Regions from separate parts of the Homo sapiens genome. Here region 1 is linked to region 2. A link is an interaction called in ENCODE POLR2A ChIA-PET data of the cell type or tissue named here. Cell type or tissue: OCI-LY7. All regions are shown on one strand.

The links. Peaks named below come from ENCODE experiments on the same cell type or tissue, not always from the same donor. Only the 100,000 strongest peaks of a DNase experiment are listed, where the experiment ranks them.
Region 1: POLR2A ChIA-PET joins it to region 2 with 6 read pairs; 2 of 35 experiments call an interaction of 5 or more read pairs at or near these places.

Annotation. Positions count from the first base shown.
Region 1 is chr12:41,532,689-41,536,688 of GRCh38, forward strand. All of the region lies in intron 5 of PDZRN4 (PDZ domain containing ring finger 4), which reads left to right. Among named protein-coding and RNA genes, the nearest start is that of PDZRN4-AS1, 120 kb to the left of the region's middle. In OCI-LY7, no CTCF peak of the experiment used is centred here; no DNase peak of the experiment used is centred here.
Region 2 is chr12:41,435,751-41,439,750 of GRCh38, forward strand. All of the region lies in intron 3 of PDZRN4 (PDZ domain containing ring finger 4), which reads left to right. Among named protein-coding and RNA genes, the nearest start is that of PDZRN4-AS1, 25 kb to the left of the region's middle. In OCI-LY7, CTCF peaks have their summits at 3,589 and 3,796; DNase peaks (open chromatin) are centred at 1,941, 2,411 and 3,601; H3K4me3 peaks cover 2,636 bases; H3K27ac peaks cover 2,491 bases.

The DNA of each region.
Region 1 (4,000 bases), 97 kb after region 2:
TCTTCCATTTTTGGATTGTATGACCTTGGAAAAATCACTTAACTTCTTTGTGCCTCAGCGTTCTCATATATAAAAAGGGAATATTTATATACCAAACCCTTAGAATTGTTGTGAGGACTAAATGTATTCTAAATTGCTTGTAACACTGCCTAGTACAAATTAAATGTAATGTTTTTGCTATTATTATGTTGAGGAGAACATTTTTCATGAAAGATTAATTCATGCTTGAAAAATATATATATTTTTTGCATTTATTGGGGATAATGGTCTATAACTATACATTAGATCAACCTGTTAATCATATTGTTCAAATCATCTACATGCTAAAGTGTATTGCCTAATTGATCTATCAATTACCATTATGTTAATAGATTTGTCAAAGTCTACTTCTAATTCTGTCATTTTTTTTTCTACAATTCAGGATCATGAATTGAGGTACATCCAAGTTCAGAAATATTTATTTCTTCCTGGTCAGCTTAACTTTTTCTTTTCTTTTTTTTTTTTGAGATGGAGTCTCGCTCTGTCCCCCAGGCTGGAGGGCAGTGGTACGATCTTGGCTCACTGCAACCTCCCCCTCCCGGATTCAAGCAATTCTCCCGCCTCAGCCTCCTGAGTAGCTGGGATTACAGGCGAGTGCCACCACACCTGGCTACTTTTTGTATTTTTAGTAGAAACAGGGTTTCACCATGTTGGTCAGGCTGGTCTTGAACTCCTGACCTTGTGATCCACCTGTCTCAGCCTCCCAAAGTGCTGGGATTACAGGCGTGAGCCACTGAGCCCAGCCTCAGTTTAACTTTTTAAAAAATTTAGTAACCCTCATTATTTATTGTGATGCTGTTTGTCCAAAAGTATTTTTTATTTGAAAATATAGCTATACCAGCTTCTCTAAGTATTTTGTGGCGTATCTTTTACCAATATTTTACTTTCAACTTTTCTGAATTGTGTTTTAGATGTTTTTCTTCTAACTTCCTGAAGCTTCTAATTACAGGTGTTTCCTACGCATTTTTTGTATAGCTGGATTATTATTGCTTTGCAAGTGGTGGTGGTTCTTGTCCACATTTCCATTTTGTCATTTTCTATCTTTTGTTCTATTTACACTTATAATTATTTACTTATAACTATTTACAAATTTGTATTTAATTACATTACATCATACTATGCCTCTCTTGTTTTGCCTTTTCTGTTTCTTCTTCCCTTTTTAAAAATCTTTTATGTGAATTGATTGACTATTTTTCTCATCCAATTTTTTTTCTCTCTGTTGAATTAGAAGTAATATATACTATTTCTATTCTTTTAGTGCTTATCTTAGAAATTTGAGTTTAACAATTTCAAAATTAATTAATTCTTTTACTTTCCTTAAACAATAAAAGGAGTCAGGAACACTTAAATTGTATCCACTCTCTGGCTGATTCATATGTTACCTTCATAAGCATTTAAATTCCTTCTGGCATTATTTTAACTTTTTAAGCTATTATACTCATTATAAGTTGCTATATACATTCCAGATTTGGTTAGATTTTCTTTGCTTTTCGTTCCTTTTTAAACCACAGACCTTCCATCTGAATTTATCTTCTGAATTTGCACATCTCTTTTTAACTTTTTTTTTTATTTTAAGTTCCGGGGTACAAGTGCAGGATGTACAGGTCTGTTACATAGGTAAAGATGTGTCATGGTGGTTTGCTGCACCTATCAACCCAATACCTAGGTATTAAGCCCAGGATGGATTAGCTATTTTTCCTGATGCTCCCCCTTCCCCCTTCCCCTCACTCCTCACAGGCTCTAGTGTGTGTTGTTCCCCTCCCTGTGTCCATGTGTTTTCATTGTTCAGCTCCCACTTATAAGTGAGAATATGCATTGTTTGTTTTTCTGTTCCTGCATTAGTTTGCTGAGGCTAATGGCTTCCAGCTCCATCCATGTACATCTCCTAAAGTTTCCTTTAGTTACAGTCTGCTATTGGCAAAATACTTAGGTTTTTTGTTTGTCTGAAAATATCTTTACTTTACCCTTGTTCCAAAAAGATCTTTTCCCTAGGTATAGAACTCTAGGTTTGCAGATGTTTTGTCTCAGCACAATAAAGATATCTTTCCACCATGTATTTACTGATCCATAATATAAATACAATACATAGTGAAGAAGGTTATTTCTGCATCTGTGGATTAGCACTTTTCATCAGTTACACAATATTCTGTCTTTATCTCCATATTTCCTAACTACTATCTCCTAGTTTTTATTTCTTTGTGTCTTTGTGTGCATTCTAGATAATTCTGTCTAATCTACCTTCTAGTTCACTAATTTCCAGTTGAGTAATTTCCCTCCTCAGGTATGTCCAACCTGTGGTTAAATGCATCCATTAAATTTTCATTTCAATTGTTACAGTTCTAATGTTTATAAATTCTTCTTTCTTCATGTTAGTTATTTTTATACTAACTCTTTACTTATATTTGCAATCCCTTCTCATATTTCTTCTGTTATGTTAAATCTCTGTATATTTCTAATGGCTTTGCAATTATGCAACTACTTTTTTCTGTTGCTGGATCTCACTCATGATGCGTTGTTTCTTTGTGTATTTTGTGAAATTTGACTGTAAGCTCATTTTAACTTTATCTCTGGGACCCTTTGACCTGGGTTTCTGGTTACAAAGTGTGTTTGTTTCTGCCAGACTTCTGAAGATATTACCCTCTTAGGAGTTTTTTAAGCTTAATTATCAGCTTGAACTATTTTAGACACATTCACAAGTTAGTGTGAATTTGAACTGCAAACTTCTGTGAGGTTTCCATAAGGCCCAGTTTATTATTGGTACATTCTCAAGTGAGACTTTTTTCCTTTTCACTCAGGCCAAAATGTATAATAGGCAACTGTTACTGTTTGAATGTGTCCCCCAAAAAGCATGTGTTGGAAATTTAATCTCCCATACTGCAGTATTGGGAGGTGGACCTGATGAGAGGCTATTGGACCATGAGGGCTGTGTTCTCACAAATGCGTTAATGCTCTTACCATGGGAGTGGGTTTGTTATTACAGCAGTGGGTTCATTAAAAAATGGTGCATTTGGTCCCTTTTTCTCTGTCTCTCTTTTGCCCTCTCTTTGCCCTTCCACCGTGGGATGATGCAACATGAGGTTCTTCACCAGATGCTGGCCCCTCCAGCTTAGACTTCCCAGCCCTCCAGAACCATGAGGCAAATAAACTTCTTTTAATTTGTATTATAAATTACCCAGTCTTGATATTCTGTCCTAGCTGTGTAAATGGACTAAGGCAACACTTTTCTTTACAATCCCTTGGGAGGGGTCCTGTGTGTTTCTTGTTCACTAAGAGTATAGCCGTCGGGTTCCCAGCTTCATTCTCGTGGTCTCCTATTAGACTCTATACCATGGGCTTTGTCTCCTGTCCTTCATGCCCTATGAAACTGTCAACATTGAGGCTGAGGTTCACTTAAATCAGTAAATATGCTCAAGGTTAAAATCTACTTCCTTAATTGCTAAAACAGGAAAGCAACCAAGATGTCTTTCAGTAGGTGAATAGATAAATGCACTAGGTTTACCTCTAGACAATGGAATATCATTCAGTGCTGAAAGAAATAAGCTGTCAAGCCATGAAAAAACATGGAGCAAACATAAATACACATTACTAAGTGAAAGAAGCCAGTCTAAAAAGACTACATACTGTATGATTCCAACTACATGGAAAGGCAAAACTACAGAGAAAATAAAAAGATCAGTGGTTTTCAGAGGATATTGTGGCAGAAGGGATGAAAAAGTGTAGCACAGAGGGTTTTCAGGGCAGTGAAACTGTTCCATATGATACTATAATGGTAGATACATGCCATTATACATTTGTCCAAACCCACAGAATGTACAATACCAAGAGTGAACCCTAATATCAACCATGGACTTTGAGAGATGATGATGTGTTAATGTAGTTTTATCAACTATTACAAATATGCTACTCTGGTGGAGGATGTTGATAATAGAAAAGGCTATGTATGTGTGAAAGAAGGATGGAA
Region 2 (4,000 bases):
GCACTCCACTCTGGGCAACAGAGCAAGACTCTGTCTCAAAAAAGTAAAATAAAATAAAATAAAATACAGAGTATGAACATCTGAGAATCAATAATTCTTCCACAACTCAGCAATTTAGAATCCTTCAAAGAAATAGTCAATGTTTGCTTTGAGGATGTGAACTCTAGCATGAGAATACTTCATGGGAAGTGATATAGAGGCTTAGAGAAGTTAAAACTTTCAAAAGCATCAGACATTTATGTTTTACAGTTGCACCTGAGAAGAAGGAGATTGCTTATGTTTGTGGCCACCATGAATTTTTATAAAGGCCACTTCAAATACCTTTTTGAAAACATTCTTTCCATAGAGGAATCAAGTCCTAAAATTAATATCTCCTACAAGTGGTTTCTAATTTGCTAGAAGTCCTGGAGAACTTTTTTCACACACACTGTTCCCAATTATGATGCCACTTTCATGTAGGTCTCTCAGCTTGGCTTTCATCCAGGCTGTTAGGTGAAATTAGGCCCAGAAAATCGGATTATTACATCCCAAGGGAAACAACTGATAAGCAGCAGATGATTGTTCATCTCCTTGCTACTTGCTGGTGTTGAGGTGTTGCTAGTTGCAAAGCCAATTTGTTAACAATTAGTGCTCATTAGAATCATTTCCTGTTATCGATTCTAAACATGTGACAAAGCACTTTTAGGAAACTGGACCCCAAAACGTAGCTATTCGTCAGTGATAAGCAATTAAAAATCTCAAGATCCAGTGTAATTCCTAACCAGAGTCGTCAGTTTCCAAGTAATTATTTTTGCTTTGGAACCCACCTGCTATCCTGTCCGGTTTAAAGATGTGCTGGAACAAGGACATACTTCTTAATTAGCAGAGGGTGTGGATAAGTCAGTGTGGGAACAAAAGGAATTTTCTTTTATTATCTGCTTTAGCTGTTTGTAGTATATCTTTAAGGGACAAAAACTGCCAGCTTGCAATACAACACATGTATTTGCAAGAGTGTGAAATGAAATGCATTACTTCTGTTATCTAAACATCTAAGCTTAGTTTTTAAGTCTCTGTTCACCTTTGATCATTATGAACTCTAAATATAGAATCATAAATGGAGTCATTGTGCATTACATTCAAGTTTAACTATTGCCAGTATCAGCTTTGTAAAATATTATATATGACTTTAATAAAATTAGCATAAATACTATAAGCATTTGAAATTTTTCTTAGAAAAGGCATTGTGTTGATCTACTTTTTGAATACAAATCTACATGCGTTATATGCTACAAATATATACTCAATAGATGGGCCTTCATTATCTAATTAAAATATTAATTATCTGTACAAGTATCATCTGCTAATACTTGCTAAATATTCTTTAGAATTAAGAGAATATCCCTTATTTCCTCCTTAGTAAGTAATGGTCTTTACATATGAACTATTCAGTTATTTTTGTAGTATCAGAATTAAAACTGAATGATGCCCCTGCCTTCTCTTCCTTTTCCATGTCACCCCCCCAAATTTCCTTTGCTTCTGTGTTTATTTTATAAATGTAAATAATTATCCCTACTCATTTTCCCCTAGGTTTAATAATGCTAAAAATATTTCTCCTTCTTGTTGCAGAGCATGGATATGTAAACTAAGTATATTTCTGTTTCTGAATTTCTTATTCCCATATTAAAAGCTTATATCAATGGAGAAATTAAGTGTATGTTTTTTTTCAAATGCCCTATATGCAACCCCTCTATCCTTAATAAACAGAGATGGTATTGACACAAGTGAATTTTGTTTAACCACACTACATTTGCTTCTTAATTAGTGAATATTCATCTGTCATCAGCAGCAGCTATGACACCCCTCCCTGCTAACATGTTCTGTCATAAATAATCAATGAGGCACTATTAATATTCATGAGCTGGAATCTGTGTAGTCATGTGCACTGATGCAGAGACGGGGGAGTGTTGCCATGAACTGACTGGAAACTCTGTGTGTGTATCCGTGAGTGCAAGATACTTAGGGAAAGCGAAGAAGAGCATGCTGCTACACACCACTCTGGCTTACGCTTCCAGCTAACAGCGGTTTGTCTGTGTTTCTGGACTGAAGTGACTGATGAAAAACAGTAGTCAAGTCTGGAGGGTGATTCCCTTTCAGTTCACTTGCCTTTCAGTTCTGGGGAAATTAGAAGATTTGCTCTCTCTCTCTGCTTCTTAGAATGGGCTGCAATTTGTGCACTTTTCAGAAAAGAGAGGAACACTACAAACTGCTGTATGAAGTTTCCCAGGTGAGTGCAGGGTCTGATACCAGCAACTAAGAGCCAGGCTTTGTGTTTGTCTGAAAGACGGTAAATGAATTCTGGCTAGCTTTATTTTTTCTTTCAGTACATTTCAGAATTGAGGGCAGACTTGCTGGTTTGGGGCTTTTAATTTTGGTTTTGGGTGGCAGTTTTCAGCTTCCTTGCCACTCCCCCTTCAGATGACTTCCTGTGGGATTCTTTTTAACATTTTGTGTATCTACTGCCAAGATGTCAGTCACATAACAGGAGTAGCACTGAGATCCATGTCTGTAATATTTTGAGATATCTCTTTCATTTTGGAATACTGTTGACATTTGAAAATCAATTGTATCATTGTCTGCATAAATATTGGGGTTTAATGGGTCTATGATCTCAGTTATTTTCAATAGACAGGAGAAGTTTCCTGCCAAATCCTGTTAGCCATAGGAAATTATTGGATGAATTGAGAATTTGTGCTTTGGTTTAAGAGGAAGACCTAGTAATTTTGTATTACATGAGGAAAAAATATATGCTATGTCCTGGCTGAAACAGGAGATAAAGAAATTCTCTTACCACTTGTTATTGGATCCTTTTTATAAGGTTTTTGTTTGTTTAGCACTAGAAATTAATTTTGAGAGCTTATTACAACAACTGTAGGTGACCTAGAAAAAAGTGTATAAATTTAGATGTCTCTTTTATGTGTATCTGAGGGCTTTTAGGAATACAAATAAGAAAACTAGATCCTGAGCCTTTATAGTTTTAACAGAATTTTCTTAACTTACTGTTTTATTGGGGGAGGTTCCCCTGGGAGTGTATGCTCAAGTTCGAATTTCTTATCTAGCAAAATAAAGTTTATTTCTCCCTTCTTCCAGTTTGTCCCAAAGGTGACACAGTGCTACATTTGTTCTTAGACAAGATTGCTGATGAAGGACGATGCTTGGGATGTTGGTGGCCCATGGCACAGCAGTAGCCAAGTGCCCACTGACTACTGGCTCCCTCAGATTTCCCCCTGACGTGATTCATTTCACAGTGGGCTAATTACAAAGTGGATTTGCTACACATGAAACAGCCTCCTCAGTTGCAATGTTAATGCACATTTTCATGGTAATGTGATCAGAGGCTCATTAGCCAGTTTCCAAAATGATCTTCTGCATTAATTAAATATAAAAATGACTGCTTTATCACCATAGACAGGAAAAAGAAGATTAACATTGTTAATTACACCAGGGGCAATACCTTTTGCTTCATTTTTTAATACAAACTTGCAAGGATAGGCTAAAATAATATTCATTTCCTAGATGAGCTCTCATCCACTTTGACTCATGAAAACAGTCTCTAGGTGGAACACTTTCCTTAGTTTGGTTGTTAGAGTTTGAGTTCTAGTATTGTTTCTCTTTGGGTGGTGGAGGAGCAGAGGAGTGGATTCATCAATCTTTTTATTTAATCTGAATTACTAAATTTATATAAAAGTATAATATGGAGAGCGTGGTAGGTGGCATCCTCCCTGATTATGCCTAGGTTAAGCTGTTTATATTCTACTAAGAAATCCAGCAGGATTACTGCAGCCAGAAAGGACCACTGTATTTGCTAAGAAGCAGGAGCCTTTGTTATGGATTTTTAAAATGCTTGTCTGTGAGTTTTGCCTTCAAGTGCTTCCTAAATCTTGAGAAAATAGATAAGCCATGCTCTTTATTGCCTCTACCTGTACTCCTCCATATATTTATTTTATTTTCTCTACTCCTGAGT